2 separate regions of the Homo sapiens genome follow, and region 2 is linked to region 1. Evidence: chromatin loops called from intact Hi-C (ENCODE). Cell type or tissue: IMR-90. All regions are shown on one strand.

Region 1 (8,000 bases):
CCCAGGAAAAGAGTACAAAGCCAAGTCTGTACACAGCAGATGCAAAAGAAAGTCCATCTGCTACCAGCTCACAACACCACATGGAGTTTTAAGATTTTATACTGTAGGTAGCCTAGCAGGGTTTGTGTGGACCCCATAAGCATGAAAGGAAGAGAAATGGTAGCCTCAAACTGTTAAGGTAAAAACTACAGCTACAGAGACAGAATGAACAACTTACTGAAGCTGGTAAATCAAAGGTTTATTTGCAATAATTTTCCTCCTATTGCAAGAACTGACTAGTTTTTTAGGAGTTACACCCAAGACAGGAACGACACTGTCTTAGTTTTATGGCCTTTAACTCTGGGCAAGACAACTTGAACTCACAGGTCTCAGCTGAACACCATCGTGAGTGGACAAGCTTTAACAGCACCCCACCTACAACTTAATGTGAGACAAAACAACAGTTACTGAACAAAGCACTTCGAAGAGATCTTTAACCGGCCACCACTCCTGCCACTGACTTATCTTGTTTTAGTTTCTTCAGATGAGTAACATCTGCCACTACTTTTGTTGCACATTTAAATACTAAACAGAAGAGGGAAAGATGTATAAAGAAGTACTTAAAATAACTGCTTCTAATAGCCTTTAATACAGACATTTTGGGTAAGTAATTACAGCAAATTTCACATTTCACCTTCAACCCCTGAGGCTGCACTATTTCTCCACCTCCCCTGAAAGGAACTGAAAGCACTTATTCTTTAGCTCTGTGATACAAAACCGTTTAATATTCTGTTAGCAATTTTTTTCATTTTATAGTTAAATAATTCACTCATTAAAAGTATGTTTATATTGGTTTTTTTTTAAACCAAAATTTAAACACAGGAAACTCATGCAATAGGCAAGTACCTGTAAACATTTATTTTTAACATTTTTTTATCAGATTGTGAACAAAGCAAATGAAATTATATGAGCAATAGTAACTTATATTTTAAGGGAATTAAACAACTGCGAATATTCAAGTATCAGGAATATATTTTTTAAGTCTGCTTTGTTCATTTAAAAATTTTTTCTCCCAACTCTTCACAGTTTACAGGGCTTCCACATTTCAAAGAAACTGTGAATAATGTATACAATGACACAAATGACTTTATGTACTCCAGAGGAAATAAAGGATAGTTTCCATTATCACATCAGTCAAATAACATTTTCACACAAATCTGTTTACATTCACTAAAATGATAACATAATGCTCTTCAGCAATAGTGCCTTATCAACCTAGAAAGCAGTGTAGTAGCAATTAACATAAAATTTAAAAGCTTACACTCATTTTTACCAACAAAAGTTAAAAAAATTGATACCTCTGACATTCAAAAATATTGTTATAAATATGTAAATTCATTTTTTTAAGTAAAATATTTGCATCTCCTTTCCTCCTCCAGGCTTTTGAACTTCTGAGGTCAACAAGGACAAACAATACCACTAGTGTCTCTTTGCAAAAAGCTGGGTTTGCTGTCTGCAAGCAATGGTATCATTTCCATAGCAACCCCCTAACTATTAATTTTCAATTAAAGCAGACACAAAGCGGACAGCCTCAGGCTGGCAGACAGTGTCAAGAGCCCATCTCTGTAGGCAACAGTTTCACACAGCTATCAAGCCATAGGTGCCTCCCGCACAAAGCTGCATCGGGGTACGTCAAGTTTGGCTGGTTACAATGACATTAACCTTCAGTTCAGGCCTAAATAATTTATAGCAAGCTTCACTAAGCACATATAAAGGTGACAAAAACTAGGAAAAGAAATAATTAACTAATGCAAATACCTCCCAATAAACACAAACAATCTCACACACACACAAATGTATTAGGAAGAAGTGTATAACCATTTTGTCAAGTCATTTGTTCCTGAAGAGTCCCACATTCTTTACTATCAGCACACTACTCTTCGATATCACCTGGAAATAACTCCAGGTTATTAAAGAAAATGTTACACTCTGCATATTAGTTTTCACAATCAAATTTTGCTTAACATAAAAGACTATGACTACATTACATTACATAGTAAAACTCCTTTCATTTTATAACCCTATGGCAGGTACGTGATCAGGAAGATGCCACTAAGTAAAAAAATTTTAACTTATATCTTCCAAAATAATCATAGTAATTTTAAAAATAGATTGCTAACCAGACTGTGGTGTTTTCTTTCTATGCCCTTATTATGATTTCTTCCAATAGCAAATCTTTAAAAATATTTTTTAATTTCTTAAACATGAGATGACCTATTAGCAATTCCACTGAACTATAACACTGGTAATTTTGTACTATGACACCTGAGTTTGTTCAAAACAAGCACATTTCAAGGCATAACATAGCAAACATTTTGCTGTATTAAAATCTATTTCAAAAACACATTGAATACCTACTATGTGCCATGCACTGGCTCCATGAAAACTAATCTTGTTTTCCCCCAAAATAGTTATGGAAAAGAATGTATGAAAGGTCAAATTTCCCCCACACTGGATATGATCAGTTGTAAATCCCCTGGACAACTGTCAGCTTTGAGAAGACTTGGTTCTTCTCTCTAGTGCAGAGGGATCTATAAGCAAGACACATCGAATGAGCTAGGACACTGATTAAATACCAATCTTGAAAGCAGCAGAACAAACTAACAGGAAAAAATGCCCAGTGCTATCAAAACTGTAACATTGTAACAATAAAATCTAAACTAAATCGGTGGCATTTACTAAATTGCAGCCACCATTTCAAACAGATAAAAGATGAAATACATATTTTAACAAAACAGAAACATGGAAGAACTGCCTGCTTTGTTTTACAGCAGTACTGTGAAATTCCTTTATTCAAAAATGGTCAAGTCTCCATATTTTGAGCGTTATGCTTACCTTCTATTTAATCTCACATAAAAATGAATATAAACTACAGGGGAATTCTGTGCTTTTTCAAATGTGTGTCTGATTTGAGTTACAGGTGTATTTGTTGTCAGAAACTTGAGTGGGAAAAATTTCATTTCTATTTATTTTAATCAGCATTTTAATACATAACACAGGCTTGGGGCTAATCCCAATTTCCTTTCTATTAGTCTAAGCACATTCACATACCATTACAGTAATCCAAAATCGAAAGCCAGATAAAGAATATGGTATACCTTTGGCGATGTGAGGTTTCAAAACACAGTGTTCTTCTGTGGCCACCACATAAGTTTGGCTCCAGAGTTGCACTGAATCCCAATCTTAATACCTTACTCATGTGTCTTTTTTCCCATTGCCATTTATGTATGCATTTTATCTTCCTGTCCCAAACACTAAGTTCGCTGAGAGTGCAATGTTTTATGTTAGATACTCTATCTACTAGCATAACCTACATATAAAGTCTTGAAATATTTGTTGCCTAAATGAATAAATAAATCTAATACTTAATAGATGAAAGTGACAAGTCTTTTCTTTTTTTTTTTGGCTACTGCCACCTTCATCTACTATTTTCTACTGCCTACACTCCAACAGTATTATTGAGAGGGGTATTTCAGAGAAAGAATAGTTGAGAGATGCAAGTTCGGAAACTACCTGTGTATAGCTATAACATATCCAAGACATCTTTTCCAAAGGCGGTGGTAATTTTTTCTCAAGGAAACACATACTGTTTATTGAAAGTCAACTCTCCTCATCTATACACAGTGATCAATCTCACATGCACTGCCATACTTTTTATGGTAGACAATAGAAGAAATAAGTTTTGTTACATAAAACAAAAAGGAAAATATTTATTGAGCATCTACTACATCCAGGCATATTATGAATGTTTACATGCATCATATCTAATCCTTCCCTCCAGCCTGAAAAGCAGATAATATTACCTTTTTTACAGATGAAGACAGTGGGACTCCCATATTTTAAGTTCCTCAGGGTCAAACAATATCTATGTCTTTTTTGACTCAAATGCCTGTGTTCTTTCTGTTCTGCCACAATGTTTCCCTAATAAACTTTATTTACAGAATATCTTCTACGTACAGAGTACTCTGTTGGGTGTCATGGGAAAGTAGGAGAAGAATTCATAGTAAAATCCGATCTAGTCTCTGCCCTGAAAACTCTCAATCAAGTACTACAGATATGTATCTAACCCTGCCTAGAATATAGAGTATGAGGAATATGTGAAGAGAGTACAACGCCATTTAGTGGTGTGTGTTCTGAACTAGGAAAGATAATAGCTGAGAGAACAAAGAAGTCTATATGGCGAAGATCCCAGTATTGGAACTGCCCCCCAAATAACAGGCAGGATTTTTTTAAGAGGAAATATATTTGACAGTGCTCCAGAAAAAGTGAAGCAAAACTAAAGACATAATGATGAGTTCTATCCCAAGGCAGGCATGTGGTTCAGATAGATTGGAGCTTAGTCAGTCAGTGAGTAATGGAATACACTAGGGTGAGTTAGGTCTGAAACTGGAGGTGTCAGAAGGAGAAGCCCAAATTGTATTCCATGGGCAACAGGGAGTATCAAGATGGTTATCAAATCTGGAGAATTATAAGATTACAGATGTTTTAGGAAAGTTAATTTAGACCAGTTTATATAATAAAATGTATGAAGAGATAGGAATGAGAAAAGCCAAAATCAATTGGAAAACAATCAAACAATAATTCTATGATGCAAGTACTTTCTTTCCCATTTTATAGAAGGAGAAACTGAGGCAGAGAAAAATTGCCAGAATGACACAGCCAATTAATAATTAGGTATGGGAAAATAAGGAAGAGTTAAATAATCAGTTAATATTCATATGAAGAAAATGGAAAAAGATTCAATAAGATGTCCATGAAAATGTATTGAATTTATTCTTCATTAAAAATAACTTGCTTTTTTAAAAGTTTCTTAAAGATGAAATAAAACTATTTTGTTTTATGAAGAAGTGCATGAAGACACTCATACAACTGATATTTTGACATATCTGTAGTTAAGTTCTTGTTATATGCTCTTAGCATTGTATACACTCCATCCTTGGATCTGGGTTAAATAAGAACTAACATCACTGAATGTGCAAAAGTAGGTATTCAATTTATACTAACGATTTCTCATAAGAAGAAAACAAAGATAGACTACAGATTTCAAATGAGAAATTTTAATATATTAAACAAGTTTAATCATTTAATTGCTATTAGATCCATTTAAGGCAATATTATTTGCCAAAAAGACTAAAAAGTGTTGATCTAAACCAAATTTAACGGTCAAAAATTTCTATTGTAAGAGAAATACTAGCACCAGAAGTTCTAAATAGATGGTAAATAAGCAAATAACAAAAACTTTTATCTAACAAAATAAAATGCTTAACCTTTACATTTAGTATATTATTTTGTTTATGATAAATGATAGAACTCTATAGAATTACAGCAAAAGAGATAGGAAGGGTTACTGATAAGACAATGAAGAAAAAAGTAACAAGTACTCTGGTCAATTATTCAAAAATAAAGGTTTGCTTTCTCCTTGCCACTCTGAATTTGAAATTAACAAGTACCAAGTACTTTCTTTAAAATATGATGTCACTGCTGATATGAAAAGATAAGGCACACATTCATTGTATTTATTTATTTATTTATTTATTTTTATTTATGTTTTTGAGAGGGAGTCTAGCTCTGTCTCCCCGATTGGAGTGCAATGGCTCAATCTCATTTCACTCCAACCTCTGCCTCCCAGGTTCAAGCGATTCTCCTGCCTCAGCCTCCTGAGTAGCTGGGATTACAGACATGCACCACCATGCCCTGCTAATTTTTGTATTTTTCGTAGAGACAGGGTTTCACCATATTGGCCAGGCTGGTCTGGAACTCCTGACCTCAAATGATCCACCCACCTCGGCCTCCCAAAGTATTGGAATTACAGGTGTGAGCCACTGCGCCTGGCCCATTCATTATGTTATAAATACTTAGCATTTAATCACCAACATGAACAGTTATCTATTATGTGGAATATATGAATTTGGATATTGTCATGTTTTATACTTCAAGGGTTTAGAAAATTATAGTGAGAAACTATGTGTTACATAAATTTAAACTTAAAAATAATCAAGATCTAAAAAATAAGGCCTAAAGTTTTAATTTTAAACTGTGGTAGCCCAATCTGCTAATTAAACTATGTTACATTTAGTTTTCTTCTGATGTCTTTTTATGACAAAAACTGAGAAAAATAAAAATAACTTGATGCCAAAATGTGAGGATATAAGCTCATAAATGAAACAAGTATTCAAAATAAAGCATTTAAATCATTACATTGTTCAATTTTACAAATAAAATGTTAATCAAAAATTCAGCTTTACATTTTATAGAGTGAAACAAAGAAAATATCATTACACTTGATAATTAAAATATTTTGTATATCCTTTTAAGCAGATTTTTAATTAAGCTGAAATAACATTTGAGAAAGCTGTCCTTGATGAAACATGGACTAATATATAAGAGAATAAAAAACATGTTTTTACTGAATGATGCTAGAATGCTGGTTCTTGGGGCTTTTACAGCTTTACCAGACCTTAACAATCATGTCCTGAAGTTATTAATTCCTAAGCATGCACCCATACTTTTTGCAAAACGCTATAAATAAATACAAAGGTCAAGGAAAACCTAAACTGTTCAAATATTTGCATAGAAATAAAATAGATAAGAATATATGCTTTAGAAAAGCACTGTTTGCTCATAAATGTAATCCTTTTTTTTCTTGTTCTCTGCTGAAGGAAAAGTATTAACATGGTTATTCATATTGTTCAAAAGGCTGATTTAATATTTGTAATCTAGTGCCTCTCACTACATAAAGCATTTTTCTTGTCCCTTTTCTGACAACCATTTCCAGCAGTGTTTCAGGTAAACAACTTAAAAAGTCCACAGTGCAGACTACTGTTAGCACCAGGTTTGTTGTTTATGCTATGAAATTAGTAGAATCTTTCAGACACACAAAAACCACTTGCTACATTTCAGTATAGGAAATGCGTTGCTATTTTCTATGCTATTAAAACACCTTCTTGGTGGTCTGATGTTTGATTGTTATATTAGTGAAGCAATCTAAATTGTAATTCCAACTATTTATCTTTTAGACATCACTAAACCTTCCAGGAATATTTTATTTACTATTTATTTATGAATTTCTTTTGCAGACTGTTAAAATGATTTCGAGAATACAAATGTCAACTTTTCACACGTTTAGACAGTTTTCACACTTTATCTTCCTTTGGTACTCAAAATTTGCATATAATGTAATCTGATTTATTTCCTCTTCCCAAGCCTTCAGCTCTGTCTTTTCCTCTCTTATTCCCTTTTCTTACTATTTCTCTCATTTTCCTCCTGTCTGGTTCTCTCCTTCCCTTCTTCTCTCTGTTCAAGTTACTAAAACAAGCAGACATAAACTTCTCAAAAATAATTCTTAAACGCTTCCAACTTTACTTCTAATTTTGTATTTTAATGGCAATGTTAGTCTAAATTACCATAGGAAAATATACTGTACTGTAGCGATAAAGACAGAGACTTAGGCTAGGGAGAGAGGGAGGAGGTAAAGCGGGAACTGAGGGAGAAAGAAAGGGATAAAGAATAAATATATAAAGAGTGCTTTTATGCCTCGAAGGAGACATTATGGCTTTTACTCTTCCTCTCTCTAGAAAGCAAGTTTTGGATATTCAAAAACACTTTCTTTTTTAACTTTTTCCTCAATTTAGTTGTGACTCAATTCTTTTTCAGAATGGAAACTGCATTATGTAAGTGAGAAAGTTATACATAATGAAATAGCAGTTTCCTCACTTTGTAACAACTATTTTTACAGTGCATGGTGTTTTAATAAGTCATGTATAATGGATATCTGAAAATAAAGCTAAAATGCATATGATAAGGATTCAAATCAGAATAATAAAATCATCACATTTAAATAATTCCATCATGCCACACCTGTACAAACATCACACAACAAATACGAAACTTGTAAAAACCTGTACTTTGAGTTGAGCTAATGTTAAAATAACTGTAACTTATTCTCAAGACTATAAACAAAA
Region 2 (8,000 bases), 380 kb after region 1:
TGGCTGATTTTTAATTTTTTTTTTTTGTAGAGATGAGGTCTTGTTTTGTTACATAGGCTTCAAGTGATCACCCGCTTTGGCCTCCTAAAGTTCTGGGATTCCAGGTGTGAGCCACCATGCCTGGCCTCTATACTTTTATGTATATGTGTGTTAGTTCTTAGCAAGAGAACTTAAATTACAGACAACAGAATTTTAATATATGTTGCCTTTCAGTTGGGAACTTGGAATGCAGAAGTGAGAGAGCACTTTAACATTTTATAGCTATTGCTTAAATCCTTTCCAATAAATAGGTATTCATTAATTGCTGTATAAATAGAAAGAATAAGCCAGGCACATTGCCCTGGGCATGTAGTCCCAGTTAGTCAGGAGGCCAGGGCAGGAAGATTATTTGAACCCAGAAGTTGTTTGAGGCCAGCCTGGGCAACATAGTGAGAATCTGTCTCTTAAAAAAAAAGACAAAACTAAGAGAAACTAAAAAAAAGGGGTTATCATAGCAATGAAAGATATCTTAAAAATCATTACTTGTTTATTAAAAAGATTAATTAAACTAATGTAGAAACCATGGTATTAAATTCAGAGCTCTATAGTGAAATGATTTAAAATATAGGCTGTCTTGTCTAACTGTATGGGTTCAAATCTAAGACAGTCAGATGTGTGATCTTGTCCAAGATTTGTGTATATAATCTCTACTGATAGCATCTTACAAAAAAAAGTAGACAACAAATGTAAAGTGCTTAGTATAGCTCCTGATACTTTGAGTACATTCTCTACAAATATTAGCCACTAGTATTAATCAATAGGGATTAAAGGTAGAGAACTCAATCAAGTGGATTTGCTCAACCATCTCTGGATATATTTTTAAGGGTATATTTTAAGTCAGAAATCTTCGTTTTTTAATGGGTCAATAATGACACACCGATATTGGCTATTTGAAATTTATATATTCAAGATGATGGGTTTATGGAACTCCCCCATACACGTACACTTTTTGTCTGCTGTTTTGGCATTAGATGGTTCTATAGCCTATATGCAAAATATGGTAGTAAAATATAATCTAATTTTGAGACAAGTGACTTTGTGACAGAACAAATTTCATCAGTTACTTCCCTGCATTTTTATAAGCATGCAAGATCATAATATTACCTCCAATAATGAAGGTTTAGAGAGAAGTCAAAGTTTGGGCGTTGAAACCAATATTTCTTATTAGTCAGTTTTTCTGTGTCAGCCTTATGTGGAAAACAGATGACATGCAAACTGAAATGTAAGTATGTCACCTGGTTATCCTAATAAACATTAGGCAAAAGTTTTCAAAAATGTACTTTGTCAATACATTTCCATCACTCCTGGAAAACCATCTGCTGAAAGACCATTCTTGCTGAAGATAGTCAGAAAACCAAATATAATTCTATTTTTTATTCAGAAAAGGTAAAACCATAAGTAATGGCAGATACTGAAAGGAAAGATGATAGAAGTGACAAACACAGGATGGGTACAGTGGTTCACAGCTGTAATCCCAGCACTTTGGAAGGCTGAGGCAGGAGGATCACTTAAGTCCAAGAGTTCAAGACCAGCCTGGGCAACATAGTGAGACCCTGTCTCTGCCAAAAAAAAAAAAAAAAAAAAGAAGAAATTAGCTGGGCACAGTGATGCACTCTTGTAGTCCCAGCTACTAGGAAGGCTGAGATGGAAGGATGGCTTAAGCCCAGAAAGTCAAGGCTGCAATGAGCTATGTCAGTGACACTGCACTCTAACCTGGGTGACAATGTGAGACCCTGTCTTTAAAAGAAAAAGAAGTGACAAAAACAAAAGGGAACTCAGAGAGGATCTAGAACTCTTTTTGTCGCACAACTTAAATACTTTTAATCATTGAAATTTCTTTAAATATACATTGTTTTTATTCATCCAGAAGTTATTTTACCATTTTAAATGTATAACCCTTGCCAAAGTCATCTCACTGGCAGTTAAAAAGTGTGTTTACTGTCATGATTCTGATTAAAGAAAAAAATTTTATTATAATTAAAATCAAGAAATGTGTGCATTTTAGCATTTCATTCACCCCCTGCATTCTTTTCATTTTTAACTCTATTTTTATTGATAAACTTAGAGCCTTTTCACTAACTAATGTTTGGAAGTGTGCAATCACAGGAATCCCTCCCAAACATGCTAGATTATGGTCAAGGGAAATCGTCATTAATTTATTTGATTTTCTTTTTTTTCAGGACATAGAAGGTATCTAAAATGCCTGCTTCAGGAAAAGACACAGATTTGAAATAAAATATTCGCTAAGCCCTTGTTTTCTTCTAATGAGTAGTTTCTGATTGAGAAAATTACAGATACACAGAGTATGTATTTGTTATATGTTAAGGTTATTCAAACTAATTTCTTTTTATTTATTCATGTTGAATTTGGTTCCTAGCTTTTCTAGTTCCTTGAAATTCAGGCCAATTTGTAATGTTGAGATATTTGTCTTTCTTTATTTCATATTCTACCAAAGCAACAAGTTAGTTGGAAGGATATTGAATAATTCCAACGAAAAATTAGTAACTCAATATTTTTATTTTACATTTGTTACAATTTTTCATTTAATAACATTATAGTTTTGTATAGTTTGCTGCAGTGTATTACAGTTTCTAATATAGTATCTTACTCAACATTCAATACATGCTTACTGAATGATAATCATAATGAACTACATTACACTTAAGCTAGTTTTTGCTATTCTGTTAATTTCACTTAATTTTTCTTATAATTTTTATAATAGATGCCTATTGCTAAAATATCATTTCTATCAGTTGAAACACTGACATGACATTTTGTTTTGCTAGACCCTATCTACACAAATAAATACTATTCATAGAATTTAATTTAAGGACCCATATTTTCAAGAAAAGCTTGTATAGAGCAAAACAAGCTCTTTTCAAGCCAGAAAATGAGATTGAGTGGTAGAGTCAAGGACCTCTAACTTTTGAGTTCACCATTGTATCTAGGAACTATCTGGTAACATGCCTTAACTGCCAGGATAGGAAATGAATATGTCGTATAACTTACTTAGAAGTCCTAGGCCGTGGAGAGCTGTATAAATTAAACTGAACACCTAGAATGACTGTTGGAAGCCAGAGCTATGCACAGAGCATCTGTATAATGTGCTCTGTGTGGTTGGCATTGCTAAACAGACAAGCTGTCACATTCATTCTAGCTGAATATTCTAGGGCTCTTCCTCTGTCAACCAAGGTAGAGGACATGGCAGTAGTCAAACCTCAAGGTGACAAAAACCTAAAGTAGTGTGGTAAGCCCTGTATTAGAGGGGAATTTACAAGTGTAGGTAGGGAGAGGCATCTTTTTCCACAGCATCTATATCATAATCCAAATGCATCCTTGGACTGAGAACATCCCTATTAAAATAAAGGCATATTCTGTAATGACAGGGACCATACTCAGTAAATCTAGATCTTAACAAAATCAAAATCTCTAGATAGGGTCCTATTAAATATTTCTAAGCAAAACAAAAACAAATATTTCGAATACTGCAAGCATTTAATGGGGGAAATGAATAACATTGTGAAATTCAACAAAGAATGTTACCATCAATTTATTAACACAAAGGTTAAATGAATATATTTCAATTTATTAAAAAAGAAAAATAGTCTATTTAGGAAAAAATATTATATGTATTTCTTATTCCAAAGAAGGAAGAAATTAGTTGTTTTTAATTTTTATAAATATTTTCTTTTTAAGCAAAGAAAGAATGATAATCCTTAAATGGCAGGTGTATGGCTTTAGGAGACATTCTATGAATTATGGCTATTTGGTGCCACCTAGTGGTAAAGGGCTTTTAAAAATCAATTTGTGTTACTTCTGCTTTTAGAAAATTGGTAGTGAGAAACAACTTATAGATGGCTGAATGGCCACCTAAAAGAGATACAAATTAAGACAGAATTCATTTGATACTCCTAGACATTAACTAAAATTGGCTGTTACACTCAACACTGGAGTGACATCTGGTTTGACTGAGATAGAATGTTTTATGCCTAAAAGAGCTGATTTGAGGTTGACAGCTTTTTATTCGATTCTATTTTTATTTTTCGATTGGTTGGTTTCTAAAGTCAAGGCTATAGATATGATTGATGTAAAGTTGGAAATGATGTACTATCGCATAATTATTATAATATTATCAATATTATAAATGACATACTTGTGTCATTCTGTGGCCAGAGTGAAACTAACATATGCCTTATAGCATATGGAAGACTTAAAAGTGCCAGATATTATTTTCAGAATTCAGGATGGGCATGCCAAATTTAGTGACCATACCATTATAGCCTCCAGACCAAGCACTTATTTGTTTTTGTTTTTTTTTTTAAGAGAACCTGTTCCAGTCACAGCTGCCAGAAGGAGCAGATGCACAAACCATTGGTCTTCCCTGGGGTACAGTTCATTGAACTGTTTATCATGAATATTCATTATAAGCCAAGAATGAAGCAATACAATGGAATGTCAAAGCCATTTTCAAGTTATGGAATCCACAAAGAAAGAGAATAAGGCAATTCTTTAGAGAAGTCAGAATAGTGGGGCCATGTGTAGAGAATAACAAAGACGAGGGACCTATAATTTATGAGAGAAACGGGTAATCTTATTTTTTGACTTTCAATGCCAGTCTTCCTGTGCCCCAGCTTTTGGCTTTGTTTCTTATTCTTGGTTGTCCCTGATAATGCCTTCCAATGACTGCCTTCTTCCATGACCTGGAGGTTTTTGATTCTTTCAACCAAATGATCCCACAGTATAAAGGTATGTTTCAAATATGGTGAAATGGATTTCATCAAATGGGAATGATAGCTTTCATAAAATATTTATGAATATTGGCTTGTTACCAGGTATAGAATATTTGACTGAAATTTTAATGTTACACTGAATTTTAAATCCTGAATTTTGCTTTTGATAATATTTCTTAGATGTGTATTTTTCTCCTGTATTTCCTATTCAGCAAGTACCTATTGTTGCCTCATTAAGTATTTGTGTGGAGTGTGTAATGCACACTGCTGTTCCTGGCATGGGTTTCCAGAAGTCCTAGATTGGTTGGGTTTATGTGACTGATGGATGTAGAATTATATGCACAAGCTCATGTCTTAGAGAAACACAAAGTGAGAAAGACTTAGTCTAGTCTAGAGACATATAAGTATCACGAAGTGAAGAAGAGAGAGACTTGTAAGACTAGAGAGCAGAGAGGGAGTTAAGTCCTGCTTCTTGATAGTATGCTGGGGATGAAGAGGGGCTAGGGTGGCTAGATCTAAGGGTGGAAATGGCTGTCTTCTCTGTCCAGGCATCAGGGATCATACGAAGCCACAAAGAGTTCTCTTATCTCAATAATACCTCAAAAGGAGTAGCAAAAGGATCTGGAATGTTCTGAACCATGAGGCCGAAACAGGCAGAAAGACCTGTACTGATGGCCAAAGCCAGATGGACCCCTTTCCCTCATCCTTGATCCTGTGTAAGATCCTAGAACTATGCCATCACTCTGGAAAAATTCCAGGAAGAGCTGAGTTAAGTTTTCAAGATCTAAGCAGAATGGGGGCCAGAAACTAGAAATGAAGTTATTATACAGAACAGTAGTTATTGGGCTGTTAGGTGCATGAGCTGCAATTCTGATACATAATTCTAAAATAGGAAGTGTTTCAGTGTTATTTCATATTGACCAATATTTACATTAATTTTACAAACACACTGAGAAAGCTTTTATTCCCTATTTTAGGGGTTTCTCCAAAAAACTACTTCAGCATCACCCAAGTACTTAGTAAAACAAACATAGATTTTTCAGACGGTACCCCAGATGCACTGCTTCTCCATGGTCAGGAATTAGGGGAAACTATTTTAAAAAAGTGCCCAAGTTCTTCAGATTTGTATCCAGATGAGTGTAGCCATCAAAATGACTTCATGTTTCAATCAATACTTATTATTAAAGCCTCATTAGGTTAAACATGGTTCATTTGGAGACCCTTTTATATAGGAGAAAAAATGATCATTTTTACTCAATTTGCCTTAAAATCACTGTGTAGGAGGATGCATACATAATCCCAATTGTTAAGGATAATAGTTATATGGTGTTCAGTCCACATAACAGTTACGGGCTTCCCTGACATAAAATTATTTCTGCACTAAGAAAACTTCTTTGAAGTATCTAAACAAGGTAGATGGAGACTTCTCCTCAGTTGGGAGTTTTTCCTTTTAACCTATCATTGACCTTTTCCAAATTTTAGGATTTGAGCGACTGGGAAGATGAGGTGTTATCAGTGGCTCTAGCCCTTCCCCGCACTTATTTTTCAGAGTTGTGGGTAGGAATTGGACCACACAAAAGATTTGAGGGGTACTACTGGATCAAGAATATCTTTGGTGCCAGAATGTGAACATGCATATCTTAGTTTTTAACCATAACTTACTAATTTAAGATACTTTTTTTTTTCAAGAAGGGCATAAGTTAGGTAGAGAAAAAAGGTAGAGCCAGTAGCAACATTCCTCGTACTCCTCACAATTAGCAGGGTGGTAGAGATGAATTTACTTGAACATCGCTTTTAGTTCATGTAATGTAAAATAAAAATAGAGCATACAAATATTTGGGGGGATCATAGAGCAGGGGTGGGTGAGGCCTAACTTGAGTCACTGCCCTGGGCAGCGCAGAAAGTTAATAACGGGCAGTAATCTCAGAGTGGACCCCTGGACAGTCCAGGCACAACATGAAGCTGATTTAGTAGAGCATGTGGATGACAAATGGTAACAAAACTAAATTTAGTCTTTCAAATATTTTCTCCTGATGATAGGTACTGGTCCTTCTCTGAGTTTCCTTATGCTCCTATTTAGAATATAGAAAAGGAGCTTGGTAGGCTCTAAATGTCGGTACCCCACAAAATCAATATCTTAATACCTATCCGGCAATGGAATAGTATTAAGAGATGGGGCCTTTGGGAAGTGATTAATTCATGAGAGCTCACTCTCATAAATGGGATTAATGCCCTTATAAAAGGGATTGAATAAAGCTACCTTGCCCTTCTGCCATTTGAGGACACAGCACCTTCTATGTGACGCAGAGAGCAAGTCTTCATCGGACACTGAATCTGCCTGAGCCTTGATCTTGGACTTCCTTGCCTCCAAAACTGTGAGAGATAAATTGCTACTATTTATAGATCACCCAGTCTAAGGTTTGTTTTTGTAATAGCCCGGATGGACGAAGACAGTGCCCAATGAAAATCTGCTGAATTAAGTAGGGTATAAGAAATTCCAGAAGAGGCTGGGTGTGGTGGCTCACATCTGTAATTCCAGCATTATGAGAGGTCAAGGCAGGCAGATCACTTCAGGCCAGGAGTTCGAGACCAGCCTAGCCAACATGGTGAAACCCTGTCTCTACTAAAACTACAAAAATTAGCTTGGTGTGGTGGCACACGCCTGTAATCCCAGCTAGTCGGGGGGCTGAGGGAGAGGAATAATTTGAACCCAGGAGGTGGAGGTTGCAGTGAGCCGAGATCATACCACTGCACTCCAGCCTGGGCAATAGAATGAGGGAGACTCCATCTCAAAAACAGAAACAAAACAAAAAGAAAAAAACAAAAAGAAATCCCAGAAGAGCTCACCTGCATGAGCCTAAGGTAAATAGAAAAGCAGAAAGTCGCAGGAGCTCTGGGACTCTTCCCCTGGCTTCCAGTACTCATCCAGCAGCCTTTGTGTGTTTTTATGTGGCAGTTCACATCATTTTATTGACAAGTGAGGCATTATGTAGGCATATGAGATACAAAGATGCAAAACCTAGTTTCTGTCCTCAAAAAAAGTATGACCCAGAACTTTGAATATGACTTCATATATACCATGCCAGAGTGATGCACAAAGATAGCAAAGACCAACTTGAGATTTTTAAGGAAGTTCTTTGGGAGAGAGGGTGAACAGAGCTGAATTTTGGAATTGATCTGGCAAAAAATGAGAAAACCACATTTTCGGAGATGAAACCATACAAAGCAAGG

What was found. A loop is a pair of places that touch in the nucleus more often than their neighbours do. Peaks named below come from ENCODE experiments on the same cell type or tissue, not always from the same donor. Only the 100,000 strongest peaks of a DNase experiment are listed, where the experiment ranks them.
Region 2: a loop joins it to region 1, with 4 times the contacts of the local background. A loop is called at or near these places in 14 of 110 quality-filtered maps.

Annotation. Positions count from the first base shown.
Region 1 is chr7:114,406,318-114,414,317 of GRCh38, reverse strand. It overlaps a transcript of FOXP2 not described here. Among named protein-coding and RNA genes, the nearest start is that of FOXP2, 4.5 kb to the left of the region's middle. In IMR-90, no CTCF peak of the experiment used is centred here; a DNase peak (open chromatin) is centred at 4,367; H3K27ac peaks cover 157 bases.
Region 2 is chr7:114,022,511-114,030,510 of GRCh38, reverse strand. No RefSeq gene overlaps it. Among named protein-coding and RNA genes, the nearest start is that of PPP1R3A, 110 kb to the right of the region's middle. In IMR-90, a CTCF peak has its summit at 3,814 (motif pointing left); no DNase peak of the experiment used is centred here.